Linked DNA regions of Homo sapiens: region 1 is linked to region 2. A link is a loop called in an ENCODE intact Hi-C map of the cell type or tissue named here. Cell type or tissue: PC-3. All regions are shown on one strand. Each heading gives the region's core, and the rest is flanking DNA. Links, peaks and the distances in the headings are about the cores only.

The links. Hi-C counts contacts between places; a loop is a spot of excess contacts. Peaks named below come from ENCODE experiments on the same cell type or tissue, not always from the same donor. Only the 100,000 strongest peaks of a DNase experiment are listed, where the experiment ranks them.
Region 1: it touches region 2 in a loop (5-fold over the local background); 6 of 110 quality-filtered maps call a loop at or near these places.

The regions. Positions count from the first base shown.
Region 1 is chr10:69,860,219-69,869,154 of GRCh38, forward strand. COL13A1 (collagen type XIII alpha 1 chain) reads left to right here. Exons shown (of 41, transcript NM_001368882.1): 3 at 7,580-7,587. Among named protein-coding and RNA genes, the nearest start is that of COL13A1, 63 kb to the left of the region's middle. RefSeq lists enhancers at 333-1,038, 6,639-7,622, 7,623-8,606. In PC-3, for the core only: a CTCF peak has its summit at 1,431 (motif pointing right); DNase peaks (open chromatin) are centred at 1,443, 3,593, 4,353, 5,423 and 1 weaker place; H3K4me3 peaks cover 1,062 bases; H3K27ac peaks cover 8,000 bases.
Region 2 is chr10:69,803,270-69,811,269 of GRCh38, forward strand. All of the region lies in intron 1 of COL13A1 (collagen type XIII alpha 1 chain), which reads left to right. LOC105378347 (a long non-coding RNA gene) reads right to left here. Exons shown (of 3, transcript XR_946039.3): 2 at 6,982-7,070; 3 at 5,606-5,683. Among named protein-coding and RNA genes, the nearest start is that of COL13A1, 5.4 kb to the left of the region's middle. RefSeq lists an enhancer at 3,504-4,703. In PC-3, for the core only: no CTCF peak of the experiment used is centred there; a DNase peak (open chromatin) is centred at 4,042; H3K4me3 peaks cover 4,295 bases; H3K27ac peaks cover 852 bases.

The sequences.
Region 1 (8,936 bases), core at 571-8,570, 58 kb after region 2:
GGACGAAGTGTCAGGGTACTTGGATGGGGCGGTCTCCTGAGCTAGAAAAGAAGCCCTCAAGGTCAGGGACAGCGGGTGACCTTTACAGCCTTCTGCACAGCAGCCATGCATAGCTGGTGTTGAGCAGGTGTTGAAAGCGGGCATGAGGGAGACACAGCTCCAGTGTGCCAAGATACAATCTTCTTTACCCCCTCATACCGCACTGAGCCGTGCTTCCAAGCACCTGCCTTCTGCTGAAGAATGAGAAAAATAATTCTGAGGAACTCAGCCACTTCCTGCTCAACCCTTAGCCTTTCAGGTTCTCATCAGCTGTCGAGACACCATTTCCCTCTCTCCCTTTCATTCACCCAGAATTACAGCTGGGTGGGGGAGGGGCACGGGGGTGGCCTGGCGCCATCTTCTGTCGGGTTGTCGTTCCTCTTGCCAGGGGCTGGGCATCACCCTCCATCCCCCTGGGCAGAACCTGCAGCCAGGTCCCCCATGCCCTCCTTGCCTGTGGCCTTCTGCGGCCATTTTCCTGAGCCCCAGGCTGCTATCCCCCATTCCAAGGGATGTGGGACTCTGGCATCAAGGGAGCTGCAGGGATGGTAAGGGGATCTCCTGTCCCTCTGCCTGCTCAAACTGTCTCACCAGAGCCATCTCCACGAGGGCTCCAGGCCCCAGGCATATACCCTTACCCATTGCTAGCTAGGCTGGCGAACGGCTTCCCTGGAAACACAGGACTGCATCGGGAAGGAGAGGAGGCTGGAGGAACTTTAAGGTTTTGTTGGGAGGAGAAAGGGAGAATGGACGCAGAGGAGGTAACCAAGAAAGTCTGCTACTTAGGCACACCCTCCTGCGTCCACAGAGAGGAGTAACCCCGGCTGCTGGGCATCTGAGCCTCCCCCGTCCCACCAGCCCTCAGGCACTTGCCAAACAATGCAAGGAGCAAGGAAGTGAAGGGGGCACCTCCAGATTGAAAGCAGGGGTTAGCCAAGGGCAGAGTGTCAAGAAGCCCCTGGAGCCAGACCAAGTGCCCCGCCAGGCTGCCAGGTGTGAAGTCCACTTCCATGGAGTTTACAGGAAGGTGGCCACTCAGGTTGCTGTCAGGTGGCTCCAGGGGTGGCAGTGGCATAGCTAGTAGTATGGAGTCCTCTGGGGACCTCCTGGGGCCAGGGCATGAACTAAGCTGGAGGGGATCTTACTGGCTCCTGTCCCTTCCTTGCTCGTACATTCCAGTCTCTCTGCCAACCTTAACAGCTGAATGGGGATGGGATAGAGAGCTGCAATCAATGCTAGTCCCCATGCCTGGTATGAGATGTGTCTGGGGAGTCCAGGACACCCAGCCTCTCCACCTCCGTCTCTGCCACTCCCCAAGGCTAGACTCAGTCCTGCCTGATTAGTTAGAAAAGGGTCCTCCTGCTTCGTCTACTTGCTTCCCCTGAGTCTCACCTCCAGGTGGCTCTAGTTTCCAGGATGACTAATAGGTTCCATATCATGTGCCAATTTCTGCTGATTGATAGTGGCTGTGTTGCAAAGAATTGTGAAACCTTGTCTAGGCTCATTAAGGAGCTGTGATTGATTATCAGTGTCAGCCATGAGTGCAGGCACAGAGACTGTAGGTGTGTGTGATTTAAACTGCTGCCCACTTCTCCCAGGACCTGTTATACCCCATCAACCTGGGCTGGAAAGGTCTGGGGGTGTCTTGTGGCCGAGAGATGTCATCATAGGACAGATGTGAGCTGTGGCGTGCTGGCAAACGCTTAAGAAGTGGCTCTTGGGGTAAGGTGGGGCTGCTTTGTAGCTTTTGCCAATTTCTGTGGTGTGAATACTCCCACCATGGCCAATTTCCAGCTGCCAGTGTGAAGTCACTGGGCGCCAAGTTAGGAAGAGATGCCCACAGTTGGCTCTTGCAAGACTGCACAAGTTGGCTCTGAGTAGTCAGACATTTTTCCTAAGAAATGTAAAGCTTCTCAAAGCTTTGCTAATGGTGGGCTGTTCTGTGAATAGCACTAGACCAGGATTCAGGATCATTTACCAGCCATGAATAATAGGCAAGTTGCACCCTTCTCAGAGCCTCAGTTTTCTCATCTATAAAATGGGAGTTGGGTTGTGGTGAACTGTGATATAAGGAAGTGCTTTATCAGTCACAAAGCATGATTTGTCAACCATGCTCCCGGGACATCAAATAAATTCAGTTGGTCTACCCAGAAATCTGCCTCAGGCTTCCCTAGAAACTCAGGGTTTGGGCCATAGGGCTGTACGTGACAGGGCTTGAGTGTTCTCTTTGAAGTTAACCCCAGAAGACACAGGCTGCCTTAAAGCTCACCGGTGTCCCTTCACAGGCCAGTGAAGGGACTGCCTTAAAGCTCACCAGTGTCCCTTCACAAATTGCTTTTCATGGTTTTTAAAGTTACTCATGTTTCCCTTCTTCACTGCTCTTTGAGGCAGAGGCTGTTCCTTTTATTTCTCCATGTGCCTCCTTCAAGCTTCGGGGGCCCATGGTCCCGGGAGGCAGGCAGACCTGGGGCCAAGTACCAGCCCAGTGATGCATGTGTTCTGCAGCCTTGAACGCACCATAAACTCTCTGGGCCTCAGGTTTTTCATCTGTAGAGTGGGAACAATAACCAACAATACTTCACTGGGTCATTGGGCAGACCGAGTGAAATAAGGGTCTTAGCATAGCGTCAGGCACAGAGTACATACTCTGTAGATGAATAACAGACAAATTACTATTTGTCCGAATGAGGTCTTGGGTGGAGGTGGAACAGGCCAAACTGTAGAAGAATGGGATCCCAAGAGTTGGCAAACCACAGGTCGGTGAGGCCTGGGCCACGGGTAAGGGCGTGCGTCCTAGGGACTGAGGCACGGGAGGAGCCCCGAGGCAGGTCTGGTGCCATTAGTCCAGCATGGGGTTTCTCATCCTTAGCACGATTCACACGTGGACTAGATGAGTCTCTGTGGCAGGAGGCTCTGTGCATTGTCTTTTCAGCAGCATCCCTGGCCCGTACCCACTACAGACCAGTAGAAACTTCCCAGTCGTGAAATCAAAATGTCTCCAGACATTGTCAACTATCCTCTGGGGAGCCAAATTCCCCCGAGCTGAGAACCCCTGCTCCAGCAGGCAGAGTGTAACCAATATCATTAGTCACCCAAGGTCTGAGGGGAGCCCGTGATGCACAGCACCTGTCCTGGCAGAGATGGGTGGGTCGGGCATGTGGCAGAGCTGGTGGCAGGTGGTCAGCTGCAGGCACCAGGAGGCATGGGTGGGGGCTAGGACCCCAGCTTCTAGGAGCCCAGCGGTCAAGCAGGGTCAGAAGATGGTTCAGATGACACTGAACTTGGGAGCACCCTGCCACTCTTGATGCCCCCTGTCCAGGACCAGGACTGGATCCAGCGACTGGGTGGCACCAAGTCCAGGGTCGAGGGGGAGGGGACTTACCTGACCACTTTAGAAGGGGCTGAGGGCCCAGCCGCCCCTTCCACCCCTGAGAACTTCATGACCTCCAGCCAGGAGAACACAGGCTTTGCAGCAAGAGAGACCAAATTCAAATCCAGGCCCTACCATATGGAAATAAAAGTTAAACAATCAACTTAAGCCAGGCATGGTGACTCATGTGTATAATCCCAGCACTTTGGGAGCCCGAGGCAGGCAGATAGCTTGAGCTCAGGAGTTTGAGACCAGCCTGGGCAACATAGTGAAACTCCATCCTTACAAAAAATACAGAAATTAGCCAGGTGTGGTGTGTGGTCTCAGCTACTCGGGAGGCTGAGGTGGGAAGATTGCCTGAGCCCAGGGAGGCTGAGGCTGTAGTGAGCCGTGATTGCACCACTGTACTCCAGCCTGGGCAACGGAGTGAGATACTATCTCAAAAAATAATAATAAATTAAATTAAATTAAATTAAAATTTTTTAACCTTAAGAATCAGATGCCATCATCTAAGAGCAAGGTGACCACCTTAGGCAGGTTGCTTAACCTCTAAGCCTCAGGTTCCAAGTCTATGGAAGGGGTGATAATGCCAACTTCACAAGGTTGTTATAAAGACAAAGTGCGGTGTTATAGTTACCATGCTTAGCACTGTGTCTATGTCTGCCGCATAATGAGCACTCAGTAAATGTCGATTGAATGAATGAAGGAATGAAAAAATGAATCCTCCTACAGCAAACCTTTCTCCCTTAAACCCTCATGTTTGTTTTAGTTCTCATCACTGGAATTTCTCCAGCTTTCTAACATAGGAAACTGTTGGCTTCTCAGCGGGAGGAAATGAGTTATTCATCTCTGTATCATCAGAGCTTTGCATCAGGCCTGGTAGATAATAAATGCTTAAAAAAATGAAGTTTTCCTTCCTCAGAGGACAATGAGTATACTTTATTCATCTTTAGAGAGCCACAGCCCAGCACAGTGACTCACACAGTAGGCATTGTTAAGTGTTTGTTGAATGAACGAACATACAAAAAGTGGTTGAAAAAGGGCACGACCCAGAATGCTACCCCAGAATTCTTCATGGGGGTCCATCCCTATGTGTCCATTTTGGGGAAGCATGGCCGCCTTGCTCGGAAGAGGTGGGTCAAACCCCGGCGGAGAACGGTAGTGGCCTCAGCAGGAAGCTGAGGCAGTGCGTGACAGACATCAGCAGGGAGGTCTCAGGCAGAATGTCCCCACCCTGGATGGCTGTTGTGACCCTCTCCTGACAGCCCTGCTTGCGGGCTGCTTAGCCCACCTGAGGGGGCTGGGACAATCTTCATAGTTCTCCCTGCTGCAAGAAACAGGTTCCTCCTGAGGAAGCAGCAGGTGCATGGGCGGAGTCCAGGTGTCTTCCTCCTCTCTCAAAATGTGGTAGTACGGGCAGTACCTCAGCAGGATCAGCATGAGATATGGTGTGCTCTGTTAGGAAGACCCCAGGATGGGGAGTCAGGAGACTGAATGCCGGTCTCACCGCCATCACCTGCCCACAACATGGCCCTGGATGGTCATGAATCTCCCTGGGCCTCTCTCTCTCCATCTGTACTGTGGGGACTTGGTAATGCCTTGGAGTGACTCCATCCTTTGGTGCCTGGCCAGGGTAATGGGCACAGCCAAGTGGCCCACATGGGAGAGCAACTAGTGACATCAAGGCACTGCTAGATTTTGCAAAGCCATCAGCTCCCCAGCATCTTAGAGCTGCCAGGCATTGAACACAGCATCAGGGGAAGCATCTGCTTGGAAACCCAGGGCTGTCCCAATGCAGGCCTGTTTGATGAAAATTGGCAGGGGCAGGACGGGAGTTGGGTTTTCCAAGGCACCTGAAGATTTTCCAGTGGGTCTCATGAAGACCATCCCTAACAGGGGAAAAAAGGTGTGTGAGAGAGAAAGTCTTCTTTTATAGCACCTGTATAGCTCTTCCCCTTCTATGGCACAGCATTAGCTCACAAAGAGGATTTTCCTGTTTCTGAAATCCCTGTAGGGGACAGGTATGGGTAGTGGCAGCCTGGCTGAGCTTGGAAGAGCCAAATTCCCTTGCATAAGACAAAGGTGCCTGTAAAAGACAGATGAGAGGGTTGAGTCTAGAGAAGGGGGCTGGAGGCTGACCATAACAGGCATCCCAGGGGCAGGTCTGGAGAGGACTTGGTCTGCAGGCAATTGCAGGGTGGGGGGTAGGTTGCTTTCTGAATGAGAGACAGAGAGAGAGGCACTGTAGAGAAGGGTCCAGAGCTCTACCATTTACTAGCTGCATGGCCCTGGGGAGTCGCTCAACCTTCCCATGCCTCAGTTTCTTCATCCGCAAGGCGGGAATGATAGAACCTATTGCATAATGGAAAACCCCTCGAATTGTGCCTGGCACCTAATAAGGACCATAGAGGTGTATGCAGTGACAATGGTGGTGGCAGTGGTGGTGATGTAAAAACCCTCAAAATCTTCAGTAGAATTTATATCCTCCAGGGGTGCACCCAGCAAACTGCTCCTCCTGCTACCCAGCTGAGCCTTGAGTCTTGTGCCAGCTACCTGGCTGCATCTGGTGACACCTATGCAGCCGAGAGTGCTAACAACAGGCCGGGCTGCCCTCAGAGCTCCAGTCTGTGTCACTGGGGACATCTCAGAGCTCTAGCCTGTGTCACTGGGGGCATCACCAGAGCCTGCCACAGTGGGAGCCAGGGCCCCGTCAGGCCTGGCAGGCGCAAGGCATCTGCCCTCCATGTGGCTGAAGCATCCCAAAATTGCCACAGGCTGAATTTTGTCACCAGCCTGCTTCTCATGCAGAGGACATCTCCCCCAGCCAGGAGGCACAGATTTCCCAGCTAAGCTGGCCCCTCTGGCAGGCTGCGCTCAGGGGATATTTTCAGATTCTGGGTGACATTCCTCTGCCACTCAGCCTAATGGCTCCCAGATGCTCCCCCTGCTCTGTGCTCCCTCCCGCTTGTTCTGGGCCCTGCATGCAAGGCCCGGGCCTGGGGCTTGCTCACCCAGGCTCTACACCTCTTGACTTTTTCTGTTGCTTTTAATCTAAAACACTGTGTTCCTCCTTAACGTGATGGCTTGACAGAGGCCAGCATGAAAGAGGCTGTTTCCTCCTGGATGGTGACCAGGGCAGAGAAGCCGACAGATAAAGGAGGAGAGAAGGAAGCCGGCTCTGGGAATGGGAGGAGCACGGGGAAACATAGGAGCCTTTATTGGCCGAGCATAAAAGAAGCAACAGGAGTCGCAGCTGAGTTAACGTGGCCAGGGCACTAGGGGCCGGGCAGACACACCAGGCCCAGCTGGGAATCACCGGGAGGGTGGGGTTTCGTGGCTCATGTTCCGCAGAAGCGCCTTTCCTTCCCTATCTTTCTGGGACTGCTTTTCTAAACCTTCCCTCCCGCTCCCCACCCCTATTCCTTTTTTCTCCCTCTCGGAACACTTGAATTTGTCATTCTTGGCTGTTGCCAGTAATGAGATAGGGCTGCTGCTGCGGCCGTGGGAGGGAGGTGGGGAGTGGACACCAGAAAGAGAAAGGAACAGAGAGAGGCATGGAGGAGGGTGGGGCCGGAGCCCGAGAGGGGGCTTTGAGAAAGAGGCTGTGGGTGGCAGACCCTGGAGGGGTGAAGTGCCTAACTCACTGCTAAACAGAAACCAGGACGGGCCAATGGGCCTCAGGCAGGGTGCACAGTGGCCATCCACGCCCGCCCCTGCCTGCCTGCTGGCCCTCCCTGACGTGCACAGTGAGGACACGGGCATGCTAACGGTCCTCATCTCTACGGGATCTGTTATTTCCGCCTTTCTCAGTGTGCCTCGCTGCCCACTGTCCCGTGTTCTGCAAAGCAGCCTTGTACACAAGTTCAGGCAGGTCCCGTAGAGCCCGTTTTGTGGGGTGGGAAACTGAGGCAGAAGGGCCACCGGCAGGTCCCCAGCAGGGCTGAGCCTGGGGCCTAGACCTCTGGATTTCTCATCCAATTATGAAAATATGGAGATGAAATAAAGGGGGAAGAGATTATATTGGTGAAAGTAGGCCAGGAAAAGACAAACTTCGAAGACCAGATGGAAACCCCTCCGCTGATGAATCCTTGGACACTGCTTCCAAGGCGGCCTCCCCACCGCCCCCTACAGCAATGACACTGACCCAGGCATTTTCTCTCTCTCTTTCAGGACCTCCTGTAAGTACTCAAGCCGAGGGTCTCGTGCATCTGAAAGGCCTGTGTCACCTGCTGGTAACGGGGTTCTGGGTGGGGGCACTGAAAGCTGGGCCCCTGCTGTCTTGTTGGGGGCCTATGCAGGCTCCTGAGGGGTCCCTCCAGAATGCCTCTTGTGGGGAGGAGGCTACCATTTTGCTTTTCACCCACTTCTGCACCCCTCCAGGGCAAGACAATGGCTGCCCCCAGGGCAAAGCAGGCCCCAAATTTCAATATGAAAGAGTGGCTTTCCCTCTAATTAGCTCAGTTCCTTTGTCCCCAAAGAAGCTATTGGAGTCAAAAAAAAAAAAAAAAAAAAGCACCAGGTATTAGAAGAAAAGAAATCATCTCTCCTCAGTTCTGCCCCTTGAAAGGTCCCAGAAAACAGGTCATCGAGCTGGCTGCAAGCATGGTCTGCTCCAGGGGACTCACATCCACACCCCTGAGTGGGGCAGCTCCATTCTGGCCACTTTGGGCAGGTGGTGGTGGTGGCGGCGGCAATGGTTATGTAAGAGAGAGCGGTGTCAGCCGGTTAGACTGGGAGACAGCACATAAATTATAGGCATCATGCCGCACTCCTTCCTGGCCTTGCTAGGAAGCCCAGGGTGGGGCAGGGAGTGGAGCCACTTCCAGAGAACCTGAGAAGAGCCCAAGGAGACTGCCTCCCTCAAGTAATGGATCCAGAGAACAGGAGCACCTGCCTTTGATATCCCAACAAAAGACCAGAGGGCGCTGGGGGAGCTGGAGATAGGAATTGAAAGGGCCCAGCCCTCGCATCAGATCTTTCTCAAGGTTGCTGAAATCAACCCTATCATCATCCCTTCCTTGGAGAAGTCATTTCCATAGTTGTTTTCCTCTTGATGTGTACCTGTGGGAGCCGCCTGCTTCATTTTTAGTAAAGGCCATTATCGAAGACTCCATTTGTGCCCTGAAAGGCCCTTGCACCCACACTGAGGATCCCATGGCCCCTGACACATCACAGTGAGGCAGGACCTGTCATGTCATTACTTGAAAGGAAGGATAATGTATTATGGCACGTTTGGTGTGTCAGATCTTAATTCCTATCATCCATCTTCCAAAATAAACTCTGCCATATAGAGCTTTCACCTGTGGGAAATGTGCTGCTTTTCCCTGTCTCATTCTGAGGAAGCCACAAGAGCCCTCAACTGCCCCCACCCTGCCTTGGGGCCTCCTGCACACACCTCACCCCCAGGGGCAGGATGCTGCAGCCTCCTGCACACACCTCACCCCCAGGGCCAGGATGCCAGGACAGCTCTGAGTCCCTGCCTGACTTGAGGGTCCTTTCCTCAGTAGGAATTTTGCATTCTGAGAGC
Region 2 (8,000 bases), core at 1-8,000:
GCTGTCCTTGGCCACAAATTAGTCCACACCTTCTTTTTCCTAAACCAGGTTTCTTATTTTTCTGGAGAAAGGATGCTTTCTTCCATTCTCCAAATTTTTTTGATCCAAGTAGATTAAACACTACTAGCGTGTCAGGTAGCTATGGCAATCTTCGGAATACAGGAAAAGGCTGTCCCCTCCCCAGGAAGGAGGGACATGCAGCCTCTTTGTGCCACCAGAGGAAAGGCTGGGCCTTGACAGGGTGAGGCTTGATGATCTGTGGGAATCTGGACAGCACAGGGGATTCAGGGCCCAGATAGAGAGGAGGACAGGCAGGTGGGGGCCGCAGCAGTCTGGGAAGAGGTCCTGGAGCAGGTCCTGGCCATGGAAGGTCCTGGCCATGGAAGGTTTCCATGGGGAAGAAATGGGAGAGGATATCTTACTTAGCTGGAGGGAGTGTGCAGCAGTAAAGATCACGGTGGTAGAGGCCAGCAACCCTGGGTTTTTATCCCCACTCTGCTACTTGGAAGCTTGGGACAAACGCTCCAACCCCTCTGAACATGCGAAACAGTGCTGATGTAGCAAACACTGGAGCACAGCTCTAACTGTGGTGGGTGGGGTGCTGTGAGCATTTTGGCAAGATGTACCTATTCCCTATAGCCAGGCTCTTCTCAGCTGCCCCTGCCAGGCTGGCACCTGCTGGAGCAGTTCTCCAGGGTGGCCAAGGAGGAGATTGCAGGGCCAGAGCAGAGAGAGCGGTCACAGGGCAAGCGTACTGGTGCTAGTGGTGCACCCATGACTGCTGCTGTCAGCTCATTCCCACGCCCTGCCAGGCTCCAGGGAATCCGGAGAACTCCATCGGGCCGTCCATGGTTCCCTGGGCCTGGGGTGGAGGTGCAGCATCTCTGGGCTCAGGCAGAATGAGCCCAGACTGGCTGGGTGGTGAAGAAGGTGTCAGGGCAGTGAGAGCTCCTCCAGGTATCTCGGGGGTCCTGGCTGCTGAGGGATAAGCATCTGATTTTCAGGGTTTAGCACAGCCCCTCTCTCCATGCTTTCCCCTTCCCAGACCTTCCTGCTGGCCTGACCATGCCCTGGCCTTTTCTAGCTTCTTGCTTCCACTGCTTCAGACTTAGACATGCCAAGTCGCATACTCTAGGGGCCTTGGGGCTAACTATTGTATCCGACATGCTCACTCCTTCCCTCCAAGCTGCAGCTCCATATTTACCCTACTGAATACAATCTTTTCAACTGCTAGATATGAAAGTTATCCCAGAGAGCATCTGAACTGAACCCCATTTTTCAGATGGGGAAGTTGAGCCCAGAGTCACATGGCGAGGCCCAGGACTAGAACCTCAGCCTCCTGGCCCTGTATACAATGTTCTTTGCGCTGTATCCTGCCACCTTTTTTTTTTTTTGGCCTATTCTCATTCATTCATTCAGAAAATGTTTACTGAGAGCCTGCTGCGGGTCAGGCATTGTGGGAGACACTTTTGCCCTCCTAAACTTACATACAGGGAAGTAGTGCACAAAGAAGAAAATGGGCAGTGACCATGTCGTGTGCAAAAAAAAAAAAAAAAAAAAAAAAAAAAAAAAAGCTACAATAGTGAAAAAAGAGAGGGGCCTGGGGAATGCATTACATGCAACATTGTCTGATGGTGGTGGCAGTCATGGCAGGCTTCCTTAGGGAAATGATTTTCAAATGAAGAGCTGAAGGATGAATAGGAGTTTGCCAGGCAAAAGCGGGCGAGTGTGAAGCCTTGTTCTAAGGGGACAAACGGAACAGCCTTTGAGGCTGGGGGCCAGAGGGAATTGGGAGAACTGGGGGAAGTCCAGGACCCCGGAGGACTGGGAGTGTGAGGAAGTAGGAGATGTGGCTGGAGAGAGACGGGCAGCCCAGGTCAAGAGGGGCCTTAGAGAAAGTTAGATCTAAATAAGAGTAATGGGGAGCCATTGAAGGGTTTTCAGGAAGGCAGTTATGCCCCTAGAGTGAGTGCTTACGGCTGGCAAAGCAGTAAGGCCAAAAACAGAAGGCTGCTGCAGGCCAGAGGGGACAATGAATGGGGGTAAAAGTAGGGTCAGAGAGGGGTGACTGGAAATGGTGGCTGAGGTCAATAGGGGAAGATGCTGGAGCCAGAGGAAGGGAGCTGTCCCACAGGTGGATGGCGTGAGTGGCCTTATCTGTGGGGGCCTTGTCTGTGCTCCTGGAGGGACACCCTAGGGTTGGGCTGTCCAATACAGTAACTGCTAGTCATATGCAACTCATTATATTTAAACTAACTAAAATTAAATAAAATTTAAATTTTAGCTTGTCTGTTGCAACAGCCTGGTTTCAAGTGCTCAGTGGACACTGCAGCTAGGGACTATGGAGCTGGACAGTAGAGAGAAAGAACTTGTACATCCTCGCAGAAAGTTCTATTGGCCAGCGCTGTGCTACGAGCAGCTTCTGGGCCTGCAAAGCAACTTGAGGGGACCATCCTGGGCCTTTCCCTGTGTAGGTGTGTTCTCCCAGGTCTGAGCAAAGGTCTGAGCAAAGGGCAGAGGAGAGCAATGGGTAAGGCAGAAAATTGGGACAGGCAAAAACCTGCCACAGGACAGGAGAATTCAGAGACAAGAGAGGGGAAATGGTTTTGTTACAAAACAATTCTCCAAAATGGAGGTGCAGAAGGTCCCTGTCCTCATGGGGCACACACAGGCATCTGGTGAGTTTGGAGGCCAAGACCAGGATTCTAGCTGGGCTTTGCCAGTCTTGTGGCCTTAGGCAAGCCATGCTACACCCCTGCACTTCAGGTTCATCTTCCATTAAATCTAGGCCCTGCCTCCCTCCTGGGATTGGAGGCAGATCGGAGACTTCACTAAAAGGTGCCATCACCAAAGGCCATGCACAAGACCAGATGAGTGCTCAGGGAGGGCCCTTAGGGATCTGGGGCAGGCAATCTTTGCAGCAGGCAGGACTGGGCCACTTCCTGAAGAATGGGAGAAGGACACTGGGGAGGGCAAGCCTGGTGAGGCACACGGCCTGTGCAATGGCCTGGGGGTGGGACTCCCATGCCAATGGGGAAAGCAGGTGAGGGGGCAGAGACTGCGTGTATGAGGCAGAAGGGAGAGGGAGCTGCAGGGAGGGCCGGCCAAGGGGACCCAGGAGGACAGGAGGCCTGAGAGGGGAGCCAGAGGCAGATCTGAGGGGACCAGCCCATGACGGGGGTTGTGCAGAGCCGGGATTGGAGGATGGCGGGAGCCAGCTCTGTGGGGAACCAGGAGTGTGCTTTCCAGACCTCAGGCCCCAGCTCTTCCCCCATCAGCGCCTCTCTCCTGGTCTGGGACCCTTAACGAGCACTCCAGCTGCCTGTTATTTGATTTGCTTGCTGTGAAGAAAGAAGCTGGAATGTCCCAAATGGAGAAAATCAGATGACACCTAGGACTGGGCAGCCGTGTGCAGTGAATGAGAAGGGAGTGGAATTTAAAAGAGCCAAATGCTGGGCCGGGTGCAGTGGCTCATGCCTGTAATCCCAGCACTTTGGGAGGCCAAGGTTGGTGGATCACCTGAGGTCAGGAATTCAAGACCAGCCTGACCAACATGGTGAAAACCCATCTCTACTAAAAAATACAAAAATTAGCCGGGCATGGTGGTGGGTGCCTATAATCCCAGCTACTCGGGAGGCTAAGGCAGGAGAATTGCTTGAACTGGGAGGCGAAGTTTGCAGTGAGCTGAGATCGAGCCATTGCACTCCAGCCTGGGCGACAGAGCAAGACTCCGTCTCAAAAAATAAAAATTAAAATAAAGAGCCAAGTCCATCTTCTAGGCCCAAGGGGAAGCAGAGGAGGGTCTCAGCAGCCACCTTTAAGGTGAGTTTTGAGAGATGCCAGGTAGACTCCCTAACCCCAGTAATAACATCAGAAACTGTAATAGAAATGTCCTGTAGTTATAGGGTGCATACAGGGGCCAATGCTATGCGTGTCACCACTATATCTCTTTCAATCCTCACAACTTCCCTAAGGGACTGACATTCACACCACCCCCTTTTACAGATGAGAAGACTGATGTCACTGTACCTCCCTCCCACTATCTGTGATTCATTCCTTTGGATGTTAAGGAATCTCCTGGGAGAGGAAGTGGTTGAAACTTCCAAGCTAAAATGTTAAGGAACCCCAGGCAGACTCCTTCATCCCTAAAAATAACAACAATTATAATAACATGTCTCATGTTTATACGGTGTGTGATTTTGGTGCAAAAGTAATTTCAGTTTTTGCCATTGAAAGTAATGGCAAAGAGATGTAGGGGACAGATATAGGGGAGGGATCAAAGCAGCAGCTGAAAGATTGGGGCTGTGGATGGGGTCCTTTAGGACTGAAATGCTGGGATGAGGATGGGAAGAGACTCTTAAAGGGGATGTACATGTGTGCTAGGGTGGGTAACCTGTGCACAGTGTCCTGTGCTGACCACAGCTGACTGGACCTCAGTATATGGACAGACTCTGGATCCAGGTTTCCTCAAATGCAGCCAGCACAAGGTGGTACCAGAGGAGTCAGGGGTGGGATCCAGACCCCAGCAGGCATCTCTCCTTCACCACACCTTCCCCTTTCCAGACAATTAACTAGGTCAGCAGTGGCCCATACATGGCTTGGGTGTGCCCTGCTCTCCATTCCAGGGCCCTCAGCAGACATTATTAATCAATTGCTGCACACTTTCCCATGGAGCTTACATGCAGCCTCAGAATCCTTTTCAACAGTGTTCAGGAAGCTGCTACTTACTAGTGACGGTTGGTGTTCAAGACGAAAAGCTATTTCATAACTCTAGATTTTGTTTTTTTAATAACAGGTGCTTACTATAAAGGCAGGGAGAATTACTAGAGCTCTGCCGCTTCTCCAAAGGTCTTCGAACTAGCAGATAGCTCTGAACAGACTGAGGACCTCAGGAGGCAGCCAACCCTCATAGGAAGGTGGTGGGGAAAACCAAAAGCATCTCAAACACCATTCCATCTGCCCTAAGCACAGCTTTACGGTTTGATAACTCCCAGAAAGATGTCTTTTCCCCTTCTTCTTAATCACTCTAGACTTGCCCCACTGCTCTCTGGAAAGCCTCCTCGAACCACTCCAACCCAATGTGGGCTCTCTCCCTGCTCCAACTTCCTGTTGCTCTTCCTAGGTTGTGCCAGACATTTAGCTCAGAGAAGGAAAATAGACATAGCATGTGTTGTTGGCTTTCCTTATCCCAAACGGTAGCAGATACTACTCATCGCTCAATACACTCTTTCCCATTCAGCCTAGGTAGGCCTCGGAATCCTTCTCGACACAGTCCTCCAGTGGCACGGAGAACAGCAACCCAGGCTGCCGCTCCCGTCCATTAGAGTCAGTGCACAAGAGGAAATCCATTTGCCATTCATGGTTCAACCCAACCACATTGTACAACGGTCTCTCCATGTGACCACACATGACCCGATGACAGCGATAGAGGCATGCTGTCTTGGGTCCCTTATTAATTCTAGCCCAGGACTTTGCACATAATACGCAGCTCTCACAAATTAGCTGTTGATGTAAGGTCCCCCTGTTAGAGGCTGGGGAAGGTTTATTAGTCAGCTCTCCTCGCAGCGTCCCCGGCCCTGGACCCAGCAATAGGCTCAGCATTTGCTCAGGGGGTGTTTCTCAGCAACCAGCAGAGGATGAGATGATTGACTTCTGTGTGTCCAGGCTGCATGCCTTGTCCTGGCTGGGAGAGCAGGAAAGGCTCAGTGATGTGTTCCCCACTGGGCAGAGAAGCTGGGGGCACCCACCCCCTCCCATCCTCTACTCCCAAGGTCAGGAGCTTCATTTTTACCTGCCCCAGCTGGCTGCCAAGGTTTTTCTTTACAGAGTCGGGGGGTGGCAAAATGGTGAAGCAGGCAACACCATAGCATTTGAACCCCTGCCACTAACTGTGTGACCTGAGCCTCAGTACCCTAATCTGAAAAATGGAGATGATGACATCCTCCTTACAGGGTTGTTGTAGGATTAAATGAAATCATTTGGCTAATGGCAACTGTAACCATTGCCACCTCGCTCATCATTGGAGGAGGTAATATGGGGCTTCATGCACCTTGTCTACAACTTTTATTAGTAGCTGATATTTATTGAGTTTACGCTGTGTATTGAGCTTACACTTACACTGTGTACCAGGGACTATTCAAAGACCTTTACATCTATTGATTCACTAAATCCTCACAATAATCCTATGAAGTGGTTACTATTGTTACTATTCCCTTCTTACAGAAGAGAGAATAGAGGCACAGAGAAGTTAAGCAAATTTCCCATGGTCACACAGTAAGTGAGTAGCATAGCTAGGCCTTGAAATCAGGCAGTGTGGCCCAGAGCTGGCATCCTCAGCCACTAGGATGTACTTGTCTGTATGAAGTACCATACCTCTCTAACTCTGCTGAGGCCAGTCAAACCAGCCAGGGGCTGGGGATCTGTTCAGTTTGGTTTGGCTCCCAGAGGCAGTGTTTACTGAACTGCCTTGGCGTCAGGGCCGTGCCACCATCTTTGTTGTAAGAAAGACATTATGAGAGTTGCTAATTACATCAGGCCTTGGTGATGAGTACTCTGAGGGAAGCCCTTGTCCAGTCTTGGCCTCTGGAATGCTTGGGCTTCCCAGGGTGGATGGGTTTGTTCTTGTCTCTCGGACTCTGAACTGGCCACTAGGAAGCATAGCAGCAAATCTAGGGTTCAGCCAGTGGCAAAGGCTTTTGTATGAGCCTTGATCCCAGATCCTATTTGATCACTCTGCCTTTGCTGTTCTTCTACCTTACTGTATACTGTCTGTCTGTCTGTTTGTATCAGCTGCCTGAATGCTCCCTTTTAGAGCCAGAGAGGGGTAAAAGATCTGAAGTAACTAAACATTTTAAAGTTACTCTCCCCTCCTTCTCACTGATCCAGATGTCCTCAAAGGCTTGCCCTTGTACGGGTGATGCTGGTTGCATTAGAATCGCCTGGGGAGCTTTCAAAACACGCCAGGCCAATTGTTCCCAATACCTGCTGCAGATGTCTGTGGGTAGGGCCTGGCTGTAAGTGTCTAACGAGCTCCTCGGGTGATCGTGTTCTGCGGCTGGACCTGGCAGGCCCTGAGAATGAGAGAGAGAGAGAGAGAGAGAGAGAGAGAGAGACAGAGAGTCTGTGTGGCCCAGTGCCTGGAGCTCCCTGTACAGTGAAACCCAGACCCCCTTACCCGGGTCCCAAGCAGTGCTCAAGGGGCTGAGGGGCAGTGATGAAGCTCACGGTGAGATGTCAACAAAAGTCTCCGTGTGCACTGGGAGGTTTGAAGAAGGGCAAGCAGCAGGCTTTTTGCTGTTGTTTTCCAAAAACAAAATCAACTGAGGTTTGCCCTCCAGGAAGCCTCAGAAGTCCTTCTCCCACCTCTTTGGGTTGGGTTCTGCCCCTCCCAGAAACAGTCTATTGAGCCCTCAGTCAGAGGGAAATCAGCAGGCTTCTCCAAGGGAAACTGAGGCCTGGGTCTGGGGAGACTAGGGTGGATGGGGTCACCAGCTGCGCTGGGTGTTGTCTGGGCCACTGGCAGGCCCCAGCAGCAGCCCCTGCTGACACTCCCGCTCTCCCAGCCACAGCCCTGGGTGTGGGGCCTCCTTGCAGAGATGCTGTCTGTGGCGGAAGGGGTGGGCCTGCTGGCAGGGGGTGCTCTCCTGGTCCTTCAAAGAGCAAGGGCCAGCCAAGCACAAAGGGGCAGAACTGCCTGCCAGAGAGGCTGGGCATGGCCTTTGAGGGGACACTGGGCCCCTGTCTCCCTGCCTGGCGGCTATTGTAGGTTTTCCTGAAACCCCACATGGCTGGGGCCCACGTAGGCTGGGCCTCTGCCTCCTTGGCCCTTTCCCATCCTCACTCCCACCCCAGCCTTGCCTGCCTCCTCAAGTCTGGGTCATTCTCCTTTGAGCATTCGTCCAGGCATTTCCCTCTGCCCACACGCTCCTTCCTCCTGCCCACCACCCCCTCCCTTCAGGCGCTTCGGTTTTTTATCCGCTCTTTGGGTTGCAGCAGGAGAA